Regions from separate parts of the Mus musculus genome. Here regions 2 and 3 are each linked to region 1. The links are chromatin loops, found by intact Hi-C in ENCODE. Cell type or tissue: heart. All regions are shown on one strand. Each heading gives the region's core, and the rest is flanking DNA. Links, peaks and the distances in the headings are about the cores only. Region 1 holds the start of Sox7 (SRY (sex determining region Y)-box 7). Region 2 overlaps Pinx1 (PIN2/TERF1 interacting, telomerase inhibitor 1). Region 3 overlaps Rp1l1 (retinitis pigmentosa 1 homolog like 1).

The links. A loop is a pair of places that touch in the nucleus more often than their neighbours do. Peaks named below come from ENCODE experiments on the same cell type or tissue, not always from the same donor. Only the 100,000 strongest peaks of a DNase experiment are listed, where the experiment ranks them.
Region 2: a loop joins it to region 1, with 3 times the contacts of the local background. A loop is called at or near these places in 7 of 42 quality-filtered maps.
Region 3: a loop joins it to region 1, with 5 times the contacts of the local background. A loop is called at or near these places in 6 of 42 quality-filtered maps.

What each region holds. Positions count from the first base shown.
Region 1 is chr14:63,939,837-63,946,798 of GRCm38, forward strand. It overlaps Sox7 (SRY (sex determining region Y)-box 7), which reads left to right and starts at 3,870. Exons shown (of 2, transcript NM_011446.1): 1 at 3,870-4,157. The coding sequence starts at 3,920. In heart, for the core only: a CTCF peak has its summit at 3,729 (motif pointing left); DNase peaks (open chromatin) are centred at 1,305, 2,795, 3,775 and 5,355; H3K4me3 peaks cover 4,576 bases; H3K27ac peaks cover 2,144 bases; H3K27me3 peaks cover 4,804 bases.
Region 2 is chr14:63,888,945-63,895,906 of GRCm38, forward strand. The region is part of intron 6 of Pinx1 (PIN2/TERF1 interacting, telomerase inhibitor 1); the gene reads left to right. Among named protein-coding and RNA genes, the nearest start is that of Pinx1, 32 kb to the left of the region's middle. In heart, for the core only: a CTCF peak has its summit at 1,778; a DNase peak (open chromatin) is centred at 3,057.
Region 3 is chr14:64,008,624-64,015,585 of GRCm38, forward strand. The region is part of intron 1 of Rp1l1 (retinitis pigmentosa 1 homolog like 1); the gene reads left to right. Among named protein-coding and RNA genes, the nearest start is that of Rp1l1, 20 kb to the left of the region's middle. In heart, for the core only: no CTCF peak of the experiment used is centred there; a DNase peak (open chromatin) is centred at 3,218.

The DNA of each region.
Region 1 (6,962 bases), core at 773-5,772:
TGTGAGAGCTAGGGAGCTGATGCAAGAGATGCCAGGTAGATGCTCATCACTCGTAGGCACAGCCTGGCCTCCCTCCTCTGGGAAATGGCCCTGTACTAAGCTCATCCTGGACTTCCTGTAGGTGGTATGGAAGCAGAGTGGAGCAAGCCAATAGCAACCAGCTTGTGAACTGTCAATCAAATTCAGACAGATCAGTGTAAGCAAAGATGGGGAGGAAAATTTCCACCTCCAGCTTAGATCAAGGGACAAACAGCAACAAGAGACATTTGCTCTAAGTGAGGACAGCGCAGCTGCTGTCTGCTCCGGCTAAGGCTGAGAAGTTGTGCTAAGTCCTGCTCAGTCTCTGTGGCTATTTGGCTCATAGCGGTGCTGCTGCCTGGTGAAGTGCAAACCTGCAAGCCAGCTTTGACCCTTTTTGTCTGTCTCCCTCTCCTAGGCCCCCAGGGCCATGGAAAAACTCTCCTTGAGGGGAGCATTTTGAAGGCCTGACCTTTTAAGCCTTTTAGAAGCTCACCATGTGTCCATTCTATTGTTTCACAGTTCATTGATGTGCACACGCAACCTGGTTTAATCTTCAGTTTACAGATGGAGGAGACATGAAGGCTGGAATTCACGGGACAAATTGCAGGAAGCTTTGATTTGAGGGTTTCTGTGGTCAGGTTATGTCTTCCTGAAAAACCAGGGCTAGGGAACTGCAGAGGTAGAAAGTAGAAGGATAGAGGGAGAAGGACTGAGGGAGAGGGGGAGAGGGAGAGGGAAAACTAGATGTCATTTAAGAGATGAGCAGAGAGAGGGGGGGGGTTATTACCGGTAGCCTGTGTGGGTCGGCCCTGATTTGGGTTAGATAAATTTGAAGCATGGTCCGCACACAGGTTCCAGTGTGCAAGGTCGCCTCTCAGGTACTGCATATTTGACTCTGATATCCTGCACGGAGCTGGGGATCCCTTGCCACTTTGGGTTTATGCCCTGATATGACCAGCTGCAGCCCCTGTGCCTTGACTCTGAGTCATTGCCTGCAGAAGGCTAGTATTTGCAGCTCTTACAGGAGTCTAGAATGATCAGATCAATACACTGACACAGTCCTGGGCCAGCACTGGCAAAATCCGGCATCCGAATGCCTGGGGCGGGGCGGGGCGGGGCGGGGCAGGGCGGGGCGGGGCGCCGTAGCTGCTGTAGTTCATCGGCCTTTCGACTCTTCAGGGCTGATCAGTACTTTTGCAAAGTATGACTTTCGCAGAGATGTGAGAGGCGCCAGGGTCACTGCAACTCTGTGTCCTTTGGCGTCTCCTCCACCCTTTTCCGGCTTTCCCACTGGCCAAAGAGCGTGCTCCCAGGTCCCTTCCCCGCTACTTGGACTGCCTGGATGATTCTCAGTGGGAGAGAATGTGCCTAGACCTGCTGGGACTAGATGCCCCAGGGTGGGGTGGTACCCAAGGGGGGTTCCCCTTCTCTGGAGACAAGGTGTGGGGACAATGGGGGAGGGATTTGTAAGGGTGAGACTGGGAAGAGAGGCGGGAGGGGGCTGTAATTGGGATGTAAAGTAAATTTAAAAGAGGAAGAGGAGGAGGAGGAGGGGAAAGAGGAGGGGAGGAAGAGGGAGGAGGAGGGAGAGGGAGAGGGAGAGGGAGAGGGAGAGGGAGAGGGAGAGGGAGAGGGAGAGGGAGAGGGAGAGGAAGAAACATCATTACAAAGATGAAGTTACAAAAGTGAGCAAACCAACCAGCCCGGGTTCCAGCCTACAGATGGCTCCAAGCAGCAGGTCGGTCAGCGATGGAGCAAAGTCACAAAGACTTCAGGCTCACAACTATCACCAGTTGCAATGTGTGAAACTAACTACTTGGAAGCAACTTTCCCAACCTGTATTCTCCGAGCCTGACCCCTCTCTTTGCCCCGGGTTTGCCAAGGTATCTACAGTCTTCCCTAACGGTTCTGCACTGTGTGAGCCCAGCATTTCCACAAACAGGCGCTGGCCTCTCTGAAGCTGCATTAAAAGCAACCTGTCCCTTGAGCAGAGTTAGGGTCAAACTAGTGGCCCCTTGTGATCCATTGTCGTCCTGTTCCTCTTTCTCAGAAAGCCATACCTCTCAAGGAGAAGCATGTCTGGGAGCAATCGTGGCAGTGAAGCACAACACTGCAAATGGCCTAGCGCCCACCCCCAACAGCCCCATGGAGACTTCTGCCTCTGGATATGCTGGGCAAACCTTCCAGTCTAGGATGGTGCCTGATGGCTCTGCGGCCTGCACCTCAGGACACCCTCTTCCAGACTAGCTCCCTGCTGCACCACCTTTGGCTGGTAGCTGTCCTGGCTTTGCACAGTAGCGGGGGTGGGGGTGGGGGGTGGGGCAGCGATCACCGGCTTTAAGGGACACCGGCCTTAGAGCCCTGTTGCTGGACCCTGACCCGAGTCTATTTTATGCCGAAAGCACATGCCCTGATGAATTTTATCTAGGGTCCTTGAGGGTAAAATTAGGTCTTAAAGTCGGAGAAGTTGCAGTTCTCCGGACATTTACAGCGTCTCAGCACTGGCCGCCTTGCACGTTGTAAGCAAATTCAGTCACCTCACAGGGACTTTGAGACTAGAGAGGCATCTCCATCAAAGATTACACAGCCAGAGCTCACTGTATTTACCTCATCACCGCCTGTGAGATCAGCCTTATCGCCGGGTTTTAGGATTAGGAAAGGTCTTGGGAGATACCGGACTTGCTGTCACGCATTCAGTAACTCAAGACAGAGTCTCACACCCAACACCACTGTCTTCCGCTCAGACTCTGCCTCTTTCGAAGGTCGCCTCTGTGGAGCCTCCACATGGGGTGGCGCGCCATAAATGTTTGTGGGTCTAATTCCAGGAACTAGGCCCCCCGCCCCTGCGGTGTTTCTACAGTGGGGTGTGTCTAAAGCATGTTGGCTCGTTATTTCACTCATTCGTTCATTCACTCATTCGGCAGTTCTTGAATGCCTACTGTGTGTAGGCGCTGATGTAACCGCCAAAGCAGCCGCGGCGTGCGTTAGGGTCTCAAGTTCCCGGTCCACAGCTCATTCAGGATACGGGGAAACCGAGAAGGCTCCACTGTAAGGAAGTAGTTGGGACACATAGGAGCGGAAAAGCGGCTCCTCTAGAGTCGGAAGAAGCACCAGAAATGGATTCCGCAAAAGGGCTACTAGCAAGGAAGATGCAGACTCAGACTGCCGGGGTCAGCGGCAGGCAGAGTGGGATGGGGGCAAAGACAAGAAGAGGAAAATCGGATAGCAGAAAACCCGACCCCTCTAGAGATCCACAGTGCCAGTTTAGGGAAGTCAGTGCGCCGAGTCCCTAGTCCGGTGGATCCCACATCCACCTAAGACCCTTGGTGGCTGCCCACGTTTACTGGGGCGAGATGACCCAAGCCATGGGTGTGATCTGTTCACAACAGCATACTTGGCCGATCTAGGGATATTGATAGTGTCTCTCCTCCTCGAGTATCCTGGTGTAAGCTGTTTGAGTTCGGTTTTCCTTTGCGGGAGTTTTGGTGGAGTCTGGTCCCAGCGCGGAGGGCAGCCCAACAACGGAACAGGGGCTGGACCTGACTCCTGCGCCAAGCAGTGGTGACTTCGAGCCGTGGGCGCGCTCCTCCTGGCCCTGCAGCACCTGCACCGGAGCGGGATCGGGGCAGGCTCGGGAGGCGGAGGGGCGGACAGGGGCGGGCACCGGGGCAGGCTCGGCCCCTCCCTCCCCCTGCCGGCAGGTCGCAGCGGGGACGCCGCGGCGGGGCAGCCGGGAGGGGCCGCGCCGCCCCAGAGAGTCATTGGCGGACCCGGTGGCCCGAAGCTGATAAATAAGGGCCAAGCCCGAGGCTGCTGGCCAAGTTGGACGTCGCGACCTGAGCGAGGGCCAGGTCAGCGCCGGCCCCACGAGGCGAAGCCAAGTGACCCGCGTTCGGCCATGGCCTCGCTGCTGGGCGCCTATCCGTGGACCGAGGGACTGGAGTGTCCCGCCCTGGAAGCCGAGCTGTCGGATGGGCTGTCGCCGCCCGCCGTCCCCCGACCTTCAGGGGACAAGAGTTCGGAAAGCCGGATCCGGCGGCCCATGAATGCCTTCATGGTGTGGGCCAAGGATGAGAGGAAACGTCTGGCAGTGCAGAACCCGGACCTGCACAACGCGGAGCTCAGCAAGATGCTGGGTAAGTGCGCGGGGCACGAAGCTGTTGCGAGGATGGCGCGGGTGACAACGCTGTTCGGAAAGGTGGGGAGTGGGGGTGGGATTTGAACACAGACACCACCAGGGCCTGAGCGGGCCACGGTGAAACCGGTGAAACCAGTGAAACTTTAGGAACAGCACGGGGCTCCGGACTGGTCCCTACTCTGGGTCGCGGAGCTGAGACTCCGGTCTCAGGAGCAGGAGCGACCCGCGGCCTGTCCCGGGGACTGGAACTAGGGCTTAAGGACTCAGAGGGGCAGATACGTTTAGTCTGGGTGGAATCGGCGGAACCGGCGTTTGCTGGAAGACTGAGGAGACTCCACTCCTCACGTTGTAGACTGGGAAAATCAGAAAGAGATATTGTCACAGAGAAAAAGATAACGAACGTACGTCAGTTGAGGCCTCACTGAGAAACGTCTCTATTTTTAACTATTTAACAGAAAGAAAAAGAAAATCAGCAACAAAAGATGTCCACCCGAATAGGCTGGGTTCGCTCATCTATTTATCGAAGAAGTGTAAATAACTTGAAAAGAAATTTTGAGCAGCCAGAGAGGGTCTTTGAATCCCATCGCTTCTTGCTTATAGCTATGGTGCTGTCCGCAGATAATCCTGACTGGAACCAGACAGGCCAGAGAATTGGGGATGAAAATGCTAAAACGGTTCCAAGGAACCCGTTCTTGTTGGATTTTCTATTCTCTCCAGTACTCAGAGCAGGGGTGGGTGGGTTAATATATGCATTACACACACACACACACACACACACACACACACACACACACACACTTATACACACACGTATTAATTAAATGTGTTTGTGTTAGTGAGTGTATGCGTGCACACTCGTGCCACCATGAGTGTGTGGGGGGCAGTCAGAAGACATCTGGGAGGTGGGGAGTAAGTTCTTTCTTGCCATCATGTGGGTTCTAGGAATTAGACATTCACATCTTCAGGCTTCGTGGCAAAAAATGCCTTAACCCACTGAATTAGTCTCAAAGCCAAAAAACTTTCAACCTTACCTTACTTCAAATCTCTTTACCCTTCAACGTGGTTCTTATTTATTTTAACCAGTAAGATCCCTTCAAAATATTTTGTTTGCAGAGGGCACCAAGGCCTGCCAGGAGAGGCATACAGGCCACTGGACCCCACCCCGCTGGGATGGAAGCCCTTCCCTTTTCCGTAGGAGCCTGGGCTCTTTCCTCTTTCAGAGTCACAGATCGAGGGCTGGCTTTCTGCTGGTAATAGGCCTGAGCCTAGAGAGATGGCCCAGCTCTCTGGCTGTCTGGAGGCTCCAAAAAGCACTTGGTGAGAGTTGTGGGGTTCCAAACACCTCTTATCCAAATCTTTGGCCAACTCCACCCAGTGTGTATTGGTGATCATTGCCGTTGGGCCTCCTTCCTCCGAACAAAATAATAAGCCTGTACATTCCCCATTCTATTAGCATAACAAGAAATAGACTAATATCTACAACCATTTTTTTTATCTGAAAGCTTATATTGTTTTCTTTTTTAATGAATTTTATGAATCTCTCTGTGGTTCAGTCCCAGTTGGGGAGAGAATGTTTTTTATTTTTTACCAGGTTTCTGAGGAAGGCCCTGGTGGAGATAAAAGGGTGGGGAACCTGGAAAGGAATCCAGGCTGCCTTATTTGGGGGGTGAGGACAGGGACAGAGATGTGGGAGACAAACCTTCCTGTGGACTAACTCTGTCTGGAATACAACTGCAGGCTTTCTGAGTGTGCAGTTCATCTTGCAGAAAAGACTATCTTTCCTCCTTTAGCAGTACAGCTCAAAATGGTCAAGGGGAAAACAGCAGCTCTTTGCTGCTTGTTAGAGACCACACAGCGCCTGCTAGCAGGGGCAGCTGCAGCCCCCCTGTACTCCTCCTTCCTGAGAACTTTCTTCTCTTTCTGGCCCATGTGAGGGAAGGCACAGATGAGAGACTCCCAACATTTGCTACTGCAGGCTTCCCAAACGTCAACCTTAAAACCCAGGTAAAGGATTTTTAGCAATAGAAAGTGAACTATTTTAGTGTACCATGAATACGTTGAGGCGTGCCTACTACATGACAAATGAGAAAGTGTATCACAAATTAGACATTTGTTAGGATTTAAAGTGCAAACCGTGTTTTAGTAAGTCTAGAGCATCTGGGTACGTTTGGGGACCAGAGCCACATTTTATAGTCAGGCCACGGATAGAGCACTCGGTGTGTCTGGATTCTGGACATCTTGCAAAACTAGTGCCATCTCTACATCTGGTGCTGTGGACACTTTTCGAGACATACTTCTAAGTGACAACTAATTGCAACAATTGCAGATATTGGTAGCTTCTGCCTCTGAGCACTCAGTGTCCTATAATATCCTGACCCATGGAACCAGCCAGTGTGGGCAAGGGCAGAAACCAGGGCAGGGTGTACATACCCTGTGCTTAGCCACAAGTGTATTGTACCCAGTAGGGAGACATGCTCTCTTTCCTTACAGGGCTTATCCGGCCAGATGCCTCGTCCTCTTCACTAGAGGGTCTGAAACTTGAGGGTACATTAGAGTCATGGGAGAGCATGCTAAATTTGCAGATGCCTACCTCCGTTTTAGTCGGCAGCAGTTTAAATGGTCTGTAAGTGATCCTTGGAACTCTCTGGAGCAGGGCTGCGTTCCATTGAAAGATGGAAGTGGTGTACCAAGGTGGCTTGTGATTGCAAAGGGACAGACTGGTAGGGTATGGTGAATAGAAAACCAAGTACAAGCAGCATTTTAACACTGGTGGGGATACACAGAGAGGAGACTCCTAAAAGGG
Region 2 (6,962 bases), core at 599-5,598, 51 kb before region 1:
CTATCCTAACTTAAAGAGTTTGAAATTCTATACCTGAATTATGTTTTGATTTTAACTTGCATTAACAATCTGAAAACCATCCTTTCAAATTTAGAACATCTTCTTTAATGCTAAACAACTTAAGTTCAATAATGAGACTTAACTAATTTTCAAACCTGTCAGAAATCTGAGAAGGAATTAAATATTACCTGAAAATGTAGGAAGCACAAAAAAATATACAAATTGCTCTGGGCTCTGCTTCACCTGGGGAGCCTAAGGCCTATGTAGATGTAAAGATTCACCATTACCTTTAGCTGGTCAGCCAGAGCCTAGGTCTTGATCAGTTGCTTCTGATAGAGGCAAGGTGAGTTGCAGTTTGTGCTTAGCAAACCCTCAGTGTACCTTCTGATTTCCTTGCTTCCTGTCTGCACTATTTTCCTCTGCAGGGTGAGCCATGATTGCTTCATGATGCTAGGAAGAAGTCACTGTTGCTGCTGCTGTGGCTGTTGTTGTTGAGACAGGGTCTCCCTATGCAGTTCATGCCAGCTTTGAGCTCATAATGTACCCTAAACGGTCCTCAAACTTGAAATCTCCCCGCTTCCCCTTCCCAAGTGCTAGATTTTAAGTGTACACCTCTGCCTATCCTTCTTAAGGGTTTTTAATTCTAGGATTCCATTTCTCAGGAAGTGTTTTCATAAATGTCTTATCTCAATCGTCCTAAGCAAAGACAATAATAAATCTAGGGCAGAAACTTTTCTTAGGACCCTATACAATGCAGTTGCCTTACTAAATTTAACCTTGGCCAGATCTGTGGACCCTGCACTGAGTAGTACAGGCCCTGCACCAGGGTCCATTGTCTTGGCTGTGGGAAGGCTGGGATGAGAGTGGTTCCCTTTGCTTTTGAGGCTAGCATAGCACTAAAATTCCTACTTGTTCCCAGCCAGATCACGTACATGAACACCATTCTGTTTTAGTTAGCTGTGGCCAAAAAAGCCCAGTTTACTAAGTAAATGGTTCAGTAGAAGAACCATGGAACAGTGCTCCCTGGCATTGGGTGACACCCTGTGGTGGCTTTGGATCACACTGGCACTCTTCAGCTGCACAGGTTTGTTTCTATGTCATGCAGTCTACAGTCATCAAACCCTAGAAATAGCACCGGATCTGTATTTCAGGCTTTTACTAGGTTACAGTCCTGCATAAGATCTCACTTTGTGGAACTGACAGCAGAGGTAGAAGGATGTTAATTAAGCAAATCAAAACAAGGTAAATGAGACTTACAGTCCAGAAATAACAAACAGAAATGAGACCATGTAGTAAGTAGCGAGAGCAGGTCTGTCATCATTTCACAGACCTGCACCGAAGTCCTCTGCACTTCTAGTCATGACTTTCCACAGGAATTCAACCTGTCTGAGCTTCACTGGTCAGCCAGAACTACAGTCCCAGCATTGGCTACTGAGTTCCTCATGCAAACATGGGTAGAAAGTCACACTAACCAGAAAAACTTACTGGCCCAATAATGTCCTATGGCCCATGTTCCCATCTGTCTTGGAAAATAGTGCCTTCGCTTGGCCTCCTGCTAAGTGACTCTTACCAAAAGGCTGTGTGCTGTGACTGTAGATAGCAGGCCTCTGTGTTGAGTCACATGCACGGGTCACACTTTTGTCTGATAAACCACAGTTGAGAGAGACAGGTAGGATGACAGCTGTAAAGTTCTCTCCCTTGGATATGGCCACCTGGTTCTGCCTTCTCTGGAGGCCTTTTCCTGGTCTCATGTCTATCAAAGCCAAGTGGGTGTTGAGGGAACTGCATGGGAGTCTCTTAATGGCAGAATAAGCTGCGTTGTGGAGCCATGGCAGGAAATGGAGGCGACAGTCTTCACCTGCCTGGCTGCTCTCAGGCCTGTGAGAAACTCTGCGCTCTAAAGCCTGTACCCTAAAGCCCAGCACTGACACACTGATGCACACACCCTTCACTGCTGTCAGCTTTACTGCTCATGAGTATGGGATTTCAAACTACTAGCATAAAACTGCAGGCTTACAGTAAAACATTTAACTTAGTGACTTGCCTTGCCATTTTTGTGACTATTTCTTCTAAGTATAACAAAATAGATTTTTTTAATGGCAACATTAAGAAACTTTTCTCTAACTACCATGCGTATTGAAATAGTTTAAATAAGCTATCTGCAGCTTATCGGTTTTTAAGAAATTAGAGAGGTCATCATTCCTAATTCCTTTCTGTAAAAGTAGGTTTAGGTACACACTCAGGTTTTTAAAGTTTATGTGATGGAGGGTTGTTTTAGTTAGAACTTTACTGCTGTGAACAGACACAATGATAAAAGCAACTCTTATAAGGACAACATTTAATAGGGGCTGGCTTACAGGTTCAGAGGTTCAGTCCATTATCATCAGGGCAAGAACATGGCAGCATCCAAGCAGGCATGGTGTAGGAGGAGCTGAGAGTTCTAGATCTTCATCTGAAGGCTGCTAGCATAATACTGGCTTCCAGGTAGCTAGGACTAGGGTATAAAAGCCCACACCCACAACGACACACCTGCCCTAACAAGGCCACACCTCCAGTATATTCAAACTATTACAAAGGTCTGTCTGTCTTTCTTTCTTCCTCTCTCTCTCTCTCTCTCTCTTTCTCTTTCTTTCTTTCTTTCTTTCTTTCTTTCTTTCTTTCTTTCTTTCTTTCTTTCTTTCTTTCTTTAGATTTATTTATTATATGAGTGCACTGTAGCTGTCTTTGGACACACCAGAAGAGGTATCGGATCCCATTATAGATGGTTGTGAGCCACCATGTTGTTCCTGGGAATTGAACTCAGAACCTTTGGAAGAGCAGTTGGTAAGTGCTCTTAACCGCTGAGCCATCTCTCCAGTGGTCTGTTTCTTACAAATAGCAGAAAATGATATGTAAACAGAATACATTTCTGAGCATCATTGATCATAACCACTACGTAAGACGTAACATGTTCTTCCCCCTAGAGGATGGCTCTTTGACCTTGTGAGTGATGGCTGTGTTTCCTACAGACCATTCTTCCTTGTGCAGTGTAGGGTGTCTTTTGGAAAGCTGGCACCAGGTGGAGCTCCTGAGTAGTAGCGTTCACTGTCTCCAGTTCATGGCTAAAGACACTTAAATACTCAGTCTCTGCCTTAAGTAGATAGGTTGACATTTTTAACCAATTTCTAGAAAACTGCTGTATGATTGCAGAGGCACAAATTCAAAATAATTCCTTTTCCTCCACTTAAAATAAAAGATGGTTTCCCCTTTTGAGAGTTGCAAAAGCAACAGGTGACTGAAAGGAGATCAGCTAGGTCCAGTTTGTTACCAGTGTGCTGCCCCACACACCCATCCGTGGTGCAGCTTCAGAATTATCTGCTGGACTATTTGCTCTCAAGAGTCCTAGCTACTAGCTGGGCTGATTAAGGGAATGTAACTATGTTTTTTCTTCATTAATAATTTCCATTGTAGAGCTAGAGATGTAGCCTAGCAACCACCCATGGGGTAGAGGCAAGAGGACCACGCTGTAGAAGAGCACGTATTTGCGGGTAGAGGAAGGTTGGAACTAGATCGGCTTCAGTTGAAGCTGTGGCCAGTGCCTCATATTAGTTCTTCATCCCACCCAACTCCCAAGTGTCCCGTGGGTTATAGATATTTGGAAGCATGCGGTCAATTAACAAAGCTATATTGTAGCCTTCTTAGAGCTTTTTCTGTGTTAATGAACACAGCCCTCCTCCTAAACGTCACTTAGTTATCGTATGTAGAACTTATTTATTTATTTATTTATTTATTTATTTAGGCTCCTCGGATTAAATTGTGGAAAGATGTTCTGCATGACTAAGAGAAGAAACCACTGGTCAAGAAAAAGAAGTGAAGGCAGAGCAACTTTGCCAGATTAAGATTGTCTGGAGTAAGCTGATTGTTTTCATAGTGTTTCCCATGTCCTGCGTGGTCCAGTCATCCCCATAGCTGAGGAGACTATACTGAGACACCAGTGCATTTTAGAAACCTTGGATACTACTCAGCCCTGTGAGATGTATACTATGTCCTTACTCTATGAACTGTAGCATTGCCAAATAGTACTGGAGATAGCCTGTCCCAGGTTCCATGCCCTGGAGTAACTTTTGCAACCCTCTGTCTATACTTAGGAGTCATTATTAAGTAAAATTAGGGTTCTTTAAACACAAGAGCTGTGACACTAGGCAGTTGATCAGATAACAGAAATTATTATCAATGACTAACAGGTGAGCAGCATATATACCATGAACACACTGAACAAAAAGACAATTTGTGTTCCAGTCAAGATTATGTCAGATGTTATCACACTTATTAGAACTGTGAAGTTTAAATTGTATTTTTCTGCAATTTTGCACTTAGTATTTTTAGACTGTGGTTAAGCTTGGAAACCGTTGTAGAGAATCTGGGAAGTTTTAGAGGTAAACAAACAGAATGGCAGTCTGGAAAGCATGCCTAGTGAGCTGGGTAATCCATATAATTGAGAATTGTTGTCATGGTTTTTGTGTGTCTGTCCTCCAGAAGACAGGCTGATGCCAAGAGGATATGGGGTAAGGGTAGAAATGCAAGGCCATCAGTCAGCACAGTGCCCATGTCAGAGTTTTGCACATTAATCTCTACCCTGGTTAAAATTCCTTTGTACTCCACATGGCCTAGGGGGACCTCTGCCTTCAGTCCTTGACTCTGACTTCATGGTAAAGCTCTTCTTCCTAGACTGCCCATTGTTCAGGTTTTACCCAGCATGCCCAGCAGATGAGTCATTCCTGTGCATCACTGTGTGCTTCTGTAACCAGTTTTAGCTCCATCCCTTCTTCATCACATCCCCATGTGATCTTACTGGTGCGCTAACACTCCAGCTTTGCCACCACAGGACTCGCAGCATCCCTGGCTACCTCCCTGTATTAAAACACCTGACGGACGCTTCTGTGACTGAAAGAGTTCAGCGTAAGCCTCCTTTAGGCACTTAAAGCAATTGTTCTGTTTTTGCTTTTCTGTACAAATCCTTTGTTCAGATGAATGGGGTGGAAGCTTAGATACCATGAGGGTCATGTGGTGTTCATGAGTGAGAGCATGTTTGTGATTGTTGGTTCGTAGTGGCTGTCATATTTGGAACTCTCTAGCATAGACCTGTATGTTAAAAGTGAGACCACTTTGATTTTTAACACTGACCAACTTCAGTGACACTGTGTTTTGAAAGTCTTGGAGATTCATTTTGTTTTCCTATAATCAGTGAGTAAGTCATGAAGTTCTGGGGTAAATGCTTAGTTTTTCCATAAAGTGACATTAATTGCTGGAGATTTTGGTTGATAGCTTCCAAAGGGTGCTTTTGCTTCTTTGAATGTTGGGGTGGGACCTGAGCCAAGCCTTTGTAGCTAAGCAAGAGAAATTTCTATGCACTTACTTGTCTGAGATAGAGGTTCGATAACCTTTAGCCCTGGATATTTAAGAAACATCGACAACAACCAAGTCTCCTATGTAGTCCTGGCCAGCCTGGAACTCCCAGCTTTCCTTTGCCTCCTGAGTACACCACCAGGCCTGGCTTGAGGTGTGGATTTTTGTTTGTTTGTTTGTTTGTTTTGTTTTTTTCTCTTGTAGATCCAATAGACATTTTTTAATATTGAAATTTCACCTAGCCAAAATGACTTTTTATAGCAAATTAATCTTAAGAGTTTTTTAATAATTTATTTTGTTTTGTCTTTTTAAAAAATATTTATTTATTTAATTTATGAGTGCTCTGCTGTGTATATATCTACAGACCAAAAGAGGGCATCAGATCTCCTTATAGATAGTTGTGAGCCATCATATGGTTGCTGGGAATTGAACTCAGGGCCTCTAGAAGAGCAGCCAATGCTCTTAACTGCTGAGCCATCTCACTAGCCCAATAATCTTAGAGTTTTACATTTAGAAAGTCAACACATGAGCTAGAGAGATGGCTCAGTGGTTAAGAGCACTGGCTGCTCTTCCAGAGGTCCTGAGTTCAATTCCCAGCAGGTATGTGGTGGCTCACAACCATCTGTAATGGGATAATGCCCTCCTCTGGCATGCAGGTGTAAATGCAAATAGAGCATTCATATGTCTAAAATAAACAAGTAAATCTTAGAAAGAAGGAAGAAGGAAAAGGAAGCCAACACACTCTTGAATTTTATTTTCCTGATTTAACAGGCATCAGTCTTCCCAGTGAGTTATCTGGAGACATGTTCCATGTTTATTTCCCTTCTTTGTCACCATCCCTCCTCAACTGTGTTGAAGTCCTCAGTGCGGCTTGGACAGGAAGCCTCTCAGTCAACACAGTAGACGACGCTCTCTATTGTTGGGAAGAAGTCAGAGCACCTTTTATGTGGTGTCCTAGAAACTGAGCACCATCTTCACAAAGTTTCTGCACTAAGACTGGAGCTTGTAATGCCAAGTCTAATGCGAAAGCACCGTGCTACTAATTTAAAGTTATACCAACTAAAGAAGTTAGTCATATGTTCTGATTGTTTTTGCCCCAAGTCCATATAGAGCCGTGCTAACTTCGTGAATAGTACCGCTCTTCTTTGTAGGTTAGAGGAGCTATTTGTATGGATAGTTACAGGCTCTACATTTTCATTTTATTACATTTGTTTGTTTGTTTGTGGTGAGGGTACATGTGCCGTGGTGTGATGTAGAGCTCAGAGGACAACTTGGAGGAGTTGGTTTTCTCCTCTCATCATGCCCTGGGGATTGTACTTAGGTCCTCAGATTTAGTAGCAAGTGCGCTTAGCCACAGAACATCTATTTACAATTAAAATTTAAATTACTAGGAAAAGAAATAGCAAGCAGTGAATTGTGATTCATAACCAAGAGCTGAACATTCATAGTTCTTAGGAGTCTGCCTAAAAACCTCATGTGAATTTAAGTTGGGGGGGGGGCATGCACCTCTGTGTATAGAGGCCAGAGGCTGACATTGTGTGTCTTTCTAGATGACCATCAGAGATTCGAATCCAGTT
Region 3 (6,962 bases), core at 650-5,649, 69 kb after region 1:
TGTGTCTCAGTAACTCATTGTTAAGAAGAGAAAACACAGGCCCAAGAAGGTGAGGCAACTTACACACATTCAGCGCTTTCTGGGTCTTGCTCAGGGCAAGTGGTCAAGAGAGAGCTTGTAGATAAATAGGGGGTGGGGGGGGGGGGGAAGAACAGGTTATCTGAGCCATCGCCCAGAGCTCCAGGTCTATCTGCCTCTTAGCTGAGATTAGTTAGGTTGGAGTCAGACCAATGCCCACAGCAGATTAGAACTGACTCCAACTGATGCCAACTGGTGCTACTTGGGATCCAGGTTGGCAACCTCCTGGATGGAGATGAAGCAAACAGAAAAAGGATCACCCCTTCCATATAGCTTTTACCCATCATGGTTGTGACATGACCAGGGATCTTCTGACTCTGTTATCTGCTGACTCCTGCTGGCGCTGCATCTGATGCCAAGTCTCTACTGCCCATGTTCTCAGGGTAACTGATGATTATTTCAATTTAATTCCAGACCCATAAGGAAGTTGCCTGCCTAGTGGAGAGAGGGCCTATGTCCTTCCCCATCCCCATAGGTACCCAACATTCTGATCCTCTGCTTCCTTGACCTCAACAGCACTGAGCCCAAGGGAAGGAAAGCAAAGGGGCAGGGAGGACTGAAGTCCCTGGTGTTGCTAAGAGCAAAGGTTTTCATTTCTCAAATCATGGCACCTGCAGCCCTGGGAATCAAGGAACCTCGCTTCCCTTGAGAAGTTCCTTGACCTTTCTGATGGTGTCCAGAATTTGGCATCCAAGCATGGTATTTTGGCCAGGTATGTTGGCTCATGCCTGTACTCCCAGCACCTGAAAGACAAGAGGATTAAGAGTTTGAAGCCAACCTGGAGTACATAGTGAGACTGGATCTCAAAGCCAAAACAAACAAAAAAAGGGCCACAGCAGTAGGAGGCATTAGGTATTGGTCTACAACCATGGGGTTGCAATGGTGAGCTGTTCAGAGCATTTATAAAACCAGAAAGTTTAGAAGCAGGGTACTCAGTGGGTGACTGGGAGAACAAGATAACATAGTTGGGTGAAGAAGACCAGAAATCAGCCTGGAGTGCCATGATTACGATTGGTATCAGGGTGCCCCTTAAGGCTTTATGTGCTAAAGTATAATCCCCCCCCCCCCCCGCTAAGGCATTAAGAGAGTAAAAACATCATTTGGCTGTGGTATATAAAGAAGGGACTTTGGGAGATGACTAGAAGGTAACCATACCAGGTAGAATCTACACGAACGAATCCTGGTGGCTTCATACCAAGAGGGGAAGAGACCAGGGGGACACACAGGCTCCCTGCTTCTCACTGTGTGTTGGAAACTTGGTCCCCAGTGAGATGACATTAATAGGTGGTAGGATACTTAATAGGCATGGCCTTGTCTAATTAAGTCACTGGAAGTATTGTCATTGGAACTGGTAAATGTACTTCTCATGGGATCTCTTGAGTTTCCTCAAGAGTACACTGTTATAAAAGAGTAAGGCTAGTCCTCTGTGAAAGCCTCTGGCTTCCACTCTCTTTCTCTTGAGCTCCCACCATGGTGCCAGTCCATCTGCTAGGAAAGGATGCAGCCAAGCATCAAAAGGCCCTCTCCTAAGGCTGGACTAATGGGGACAATTGATCTTGAACGTAAAGACTCCAAAATCATTGAGTTAAATAGACATTTTTTTTGTAAGTGTTCTGCTTTAGATATTTTGTTATAGCAACACAAACCATTGGGGGTTATTAAATGTCTATTTACTCCTATGCCCTTTGAGCTAGGGACATAAATTCTTTTGACCATCTCTAGCTCGTTTGCCCTCTTACTTCTGATAACAGTTAAACAATAGGAAGCACCAGGAGGGGATCAGAAAGAAAGGAGAGAGAGTCTTTGCTGCCCCATTTCAAGCTCAGCCACAGCCCTTGGCCTTGACTGCATTTGTCTCCTCAAGTTCCTTGGATTCTTTAACTCTGGGGTACCTGACCCAATGGTGCCATTTCCTCTCCTGCTAGACAACTATGCAGCCAAAGCTTCCCACTGGCAGTGTCTCCTAAGCACATCCCTATAGGACACAGATTGAACTCAGAGCATTGAGCACTCTGCCTGTGTCTCTTCCCTAAACAATCTTCAGATAGTTAACCTTTGATGCTGACTCTCCCTGTCAGGGTGAACTCTGAAGCTTTGGGGCACTCAACACTGAACTACCTTGCAGTAACCACCCCAGACCCAGCCCAAGAAGTGGCCAGGAGAAAGTGATCTGACTGATGGGCCTCTCACTTTCACAGACCTCAAATATTGTCAGAGTCATCTGGGCTCCTCACATTCACCCTAGGGGTTGGGCATCAGGTCAATTACAGACTGAAAACCTCAGGAACCCGGTACCCAATGACCATTTATCCTTCCGCTCATGCATTCACTCAACAGACATTTCCCAACCACCAGCAATGTGCTACACTGCACTATGTGCTGGGGACTCTTGAATCCCTCCTGACCTGGTAGGACAAATAAACCAGATATGCCCACAGCTATACAGGATGGACTGGCTGGGGGATGAGAGAGGCAGAAACAAGTCACTGTGGGAATCAGGAAGACACGGACATAGAGGTGGGACTGAGTGAGTTTTTTGCCTTGTATGTTATGTGGAAGTAGCTATATAAATCCATTAACTGTGCTGAATAGCTACTGACTAGTGTCTAACTAGAGGAGAATCAGTAACTGTCAGTGCACTGGCATGTGAGAGGTGCCTCCTACTGTACATTATCCCCTGGGAAACATTATGCCATCATCCTCATACTAGGGTAGGGTACAGCCTTGAAGGTTGGGCAATTGCCTAGCAAATGTCAGGTACAGAGACTATTTCTCCAGCCTCTTCTGTATCCATATAGGACAGAAAACTGCTTCCATATAGTTCCAGGTAAGAAGAGGCTGAAGAATAATGTTCTAATGTTCTAGATGAGATATCTCTATCCCCAATAAAGTGTCATATAGTGTTACCCACTTTAAGCTGACCCTAAGCAGGAATTGTGAATATTTCCCAGTGTCTGCTGCCCATGGAGGCTACAGGTTGCTTCGGGTCACTCAGTAGACGGACGATGGGACTCCGAAGACTTGACTCTCCCAGGCCTCGCCCTGGTCTCCTCCTGGGCTCTGCCCCACCTCTGTCTCTTTCCTTCCTCACCGGGACTTGGCCTCTAGTGGCCTCAAGGGCGACCTCGACCACGGTGAGAAGCATGATGACAAAATGACAAAAACATTCTTGAGGAAATGAGGCTCTCTGCTCGGAGGCCACAGCGGTGTCAGAGTCACTCACTCTGCTGCCATGGAACCGTTCCAAGTGCTCCGGGCTGGTCCCCCTTCCTGTTTGGACTTCAAATTATTGTCCCCAGGGTGCAGAAGCTTTTGGGGTCCATGGTCCTTGGTTTTTACACACCAGGATGGCTGCCCACACTGTGCAGAAGCAGGCTAGGGAAGAAGCCATGTTACCATCCGAGAGCTGCCTCTGGCCTAGCCTCTGCCACTTAAGACCAGGGCACAGGGGAAAACATGGCACTTTGCCAGGCCACTGGTTTCTTCTGTTTGAGGGGGTTTCCCAGCCTCCTGGCCTCATAGGAACAGGAGAACAGGCTGAAATAACATGCCTAAGTATGCACAGACCCACACCTGGGTCTTGTTCCCAGCCCCATTTTGCAACACCACACTTTGCTCCAAAATTGTCATGGTGCCCAGCTGTGGTTGGCTGCTTCTAGACAGCCCACCTCCCCCAGATCCTGCTATCACCACTGTCACATCAAACAAGCTCCTTTCAGTGAGGTGACTGCCAGCCTCAACTTTACCCTGATGCATAAATGCATACCTTCCAAAGCTCTGACAGGGGGCTGGCCCTCCTTTTAGAGCTTCAGATGTCCCTAGAGCGAATGTCATGATGGGGTAACATGTGATTGCTGCCCAGCTATGCCCAGTGGATGACCCCAGTGAGTTCCAGCTCTGTTTGAAAAGTACAGACTGAAAGCTTGTAGCATCCCAGTGCTTGGGCCTTACCCCAAACACAAAAGCCCAGTGTTTGCAGGTAGAGTCTAGCAGTCCACAGCTGCAACAGCCTTAGGGGCCTCCCTCATCAGCTGCATTGCGTCTCCCTCCAGAATCTTCCTGAGCCTGGGGTTCTTGAATTTCCCCTGCATAATAGCTGCAGCTACCTCCTAGTTGGTAACTAATGGCTTCTGCTACAGGCCTTACAGTCATGGTTCTTTTGCCCTGGTTGTTTTGATTGTTTTTGTCTAGTGTATATATGATTAGTTGTGTGTGTGTGTGTATATACATGCATGTGTGAATGTATGCTATGGCACATATGTGGAGGTCAGAGGACAACTTAAAAGAGTCAGCTCTCTGTATAATGTGAGGTCCCGGGATCAAACTCAGGTTATCAGGGTTAGGTGCACGACCCGCTGAGCCATTTCACTGGCCCATCTTGATTTTTGAGACAGGCTCTTTTATGAGTACCAAGGACTTAGCAAATTGGTATGCTGGCTGCCCACCAAGCCTCAGGAATTCTCCAGTTTCCTTGAGATAACGTGCCACCATACGTGACTTAGTACAGGTTCCGGAGATCAAACTCATGTCCTTATGATTGCATGGCAAAAACCTTGGCTGAGCCATCTTGCCCAGCCTCAGCTCACTCTCTTATGAAAGCTGTATTTGTATTTTCTGCATGACAGATACATATTCAACTCAATGATTTGGGACACATGACCAAGCCCTGTGGTACCATGACCCCAGTCAAGGGAACAGACATATTAGTGCTTCTCAGAACCTCCTGGGCTTCTTTCATAGCAGATGGTTGAGTGTTTTATAGTAGTAAGAATGCTGAACAGGAGACTCAGCTCTGCCAATAGGTCCTTCTCCACCCAGGTGCCTGCTGACCATAGTCCCTGAGACATGACGGCCATGAGATCTCTAATCCCTGTCACTTTCTGTAAAAGGCCCGTATCAGTCTGGGCATGCTGACTTTTGCTGTCTTGTTCCATATTTTCTCTTGTGGGTAGTGTGTGTCTGACTTTTCAGACCTCCTTGTGTGTTGTTTGCCTGAGGTGGCTGTCTCCTCCCTACTGGCTTTCCCTGCCCTGTAGGTTTCTGAGAGTGACTGGGAGATGCTATAGCCTAGAACATCACCTAGAGATGATTCTCTGTCCTGGGATTGTTCTCTGGCCATTTCTTCCTATCCTGTAGGCTAGAGAGGTTTCAACACCAGGTCCATAGCCTGTTTCTGGACTTCTGCGTGTGCTAAGTCATAGGTGGGGTGGGGTCTCTGTTGTTGATTCCTGGCACAGCTGCCCAGGCTCAACAAAGCTTCAATGTTCAATACTCTTTTCCTGAGGCTTTTTTTTGGGGGGGGGGTTGAGACAGGGTTTCTCAGTATAGCCCTGGCTGTCCTGGAACTCACTTTGTTGACCAGGCTGGCCTCGAACTCAGAAATCCGCCTGCCTCTGCCTCCCGAGTGCTGGGATTAAAGGCGTGAGCCACCACGCCTGGCTTTTCCTGAGTTTTGATGACTGCTCCAAAGTCCTGTCAAGCTCTGTGTGTGCACACTAGAGTGTTCATGTATGTGTGTGTGTGCGTTCATTACACACTTCTGTGTGCATGTAGTGTCTTTGTGAGCCTGTGTATGTCTGTGGAGACTAATGGACAACCTCAAGAGCCTGTCTTCATTTCTCACTCATCTGTCTTTGGTTTTTGAGATGGTATCTCTCACTTGCCTGGAACTCACCAAGTAGACTAGGTTGGTCAGCAAGCCCCCTGTCTCTCGCGACTCTACCTCTCCAGAGCTTGGATTATAAGTGAACACCATTATATGTTTTATGCACTATGCCAGGCTGCTCCCCACTTCTCTCTTCTTTTGCACAGGTTCTGGGAATTGCATAGGTTCATGCTTACAAGGCAAGTACTTACCTACACCGTCTTCCTGTTGCCCTGGCTGTTACTAATGCTCAGTCCTGCCCCTTACCTCAGGGCTAACTGCCTGTCCCTAAATCCACCCATTCCATCCTCCCTAACTTCCCCCTATTCTTTACTATTAATGTTTACATCTTGATGCCCTTGTAACTATTCACTGGCCCCATAGGTCTGTGCACATCTCGACCTTCCATGGCTCCCTCAGCCCTGGCAGCCACAAGATATCTTCTATCGCTGTTCACACACACAGTGGGCCACAGTCAGGTGCCATCTCTACTCTCCATGCTTTCTCTGCTGGTTGCACCCGCTCTCTCAGCCCTCCCCACTGTATGGATCCCTCCCCCTCTCTCAGCCCTCCCCACTGTATGGATCCCTCCCCCTCTCTCAGCCCTCCCCACTGTATGGATCCCTCCCCCTCTCTCAGCCCTCCCCACTGTATGGATCCCTTGGCATTACTTACTCCACTCACATTTGTCAGGCACCTCGGTATGCCAAGTTCAGGGCACACACACACACACACACACACACACACACACACACACAGAGTCTAGCTTCCTGCCTTTGAAGAGCCCAGGCCAGACTATGCATCTCACTGTCTTTTAAACCCCCTAAGTAGATGCCAGGCCTGTGGCCGGCTTCCCCTACAGATAAGCTGTCTAGAGAATATTGGCAAGTCTGGCGGGGTGGAGGGCAGGAAGATGTTCCGACACTGGTCTTTGTTTTGCTTTTCGGCAGTTTCCAGGGATTCTCCTTCCTGTGCCAGTATCAGGCCTTTTCCTGTCCAAGGCATCTTTTCCTTGGTTGTCCTAGATGTGATCTTCCCTTCTCAACAGTTGGGAACCTCTTCCTAGTAACTGCAGATGAAATCATATACCATCGGGTCACCCTGAGCTTTCTCTAGTGTTCCCTCTGCTCTCTGCTCCCCTCTTCCTAATTTGGACCCTGGATCTTTGGAGGGATCTGTAGGATGAGAGGTCCAGAATGCTGGACTTATCTGCAGTATGTATAGGAAAGAAAGGGCGTTC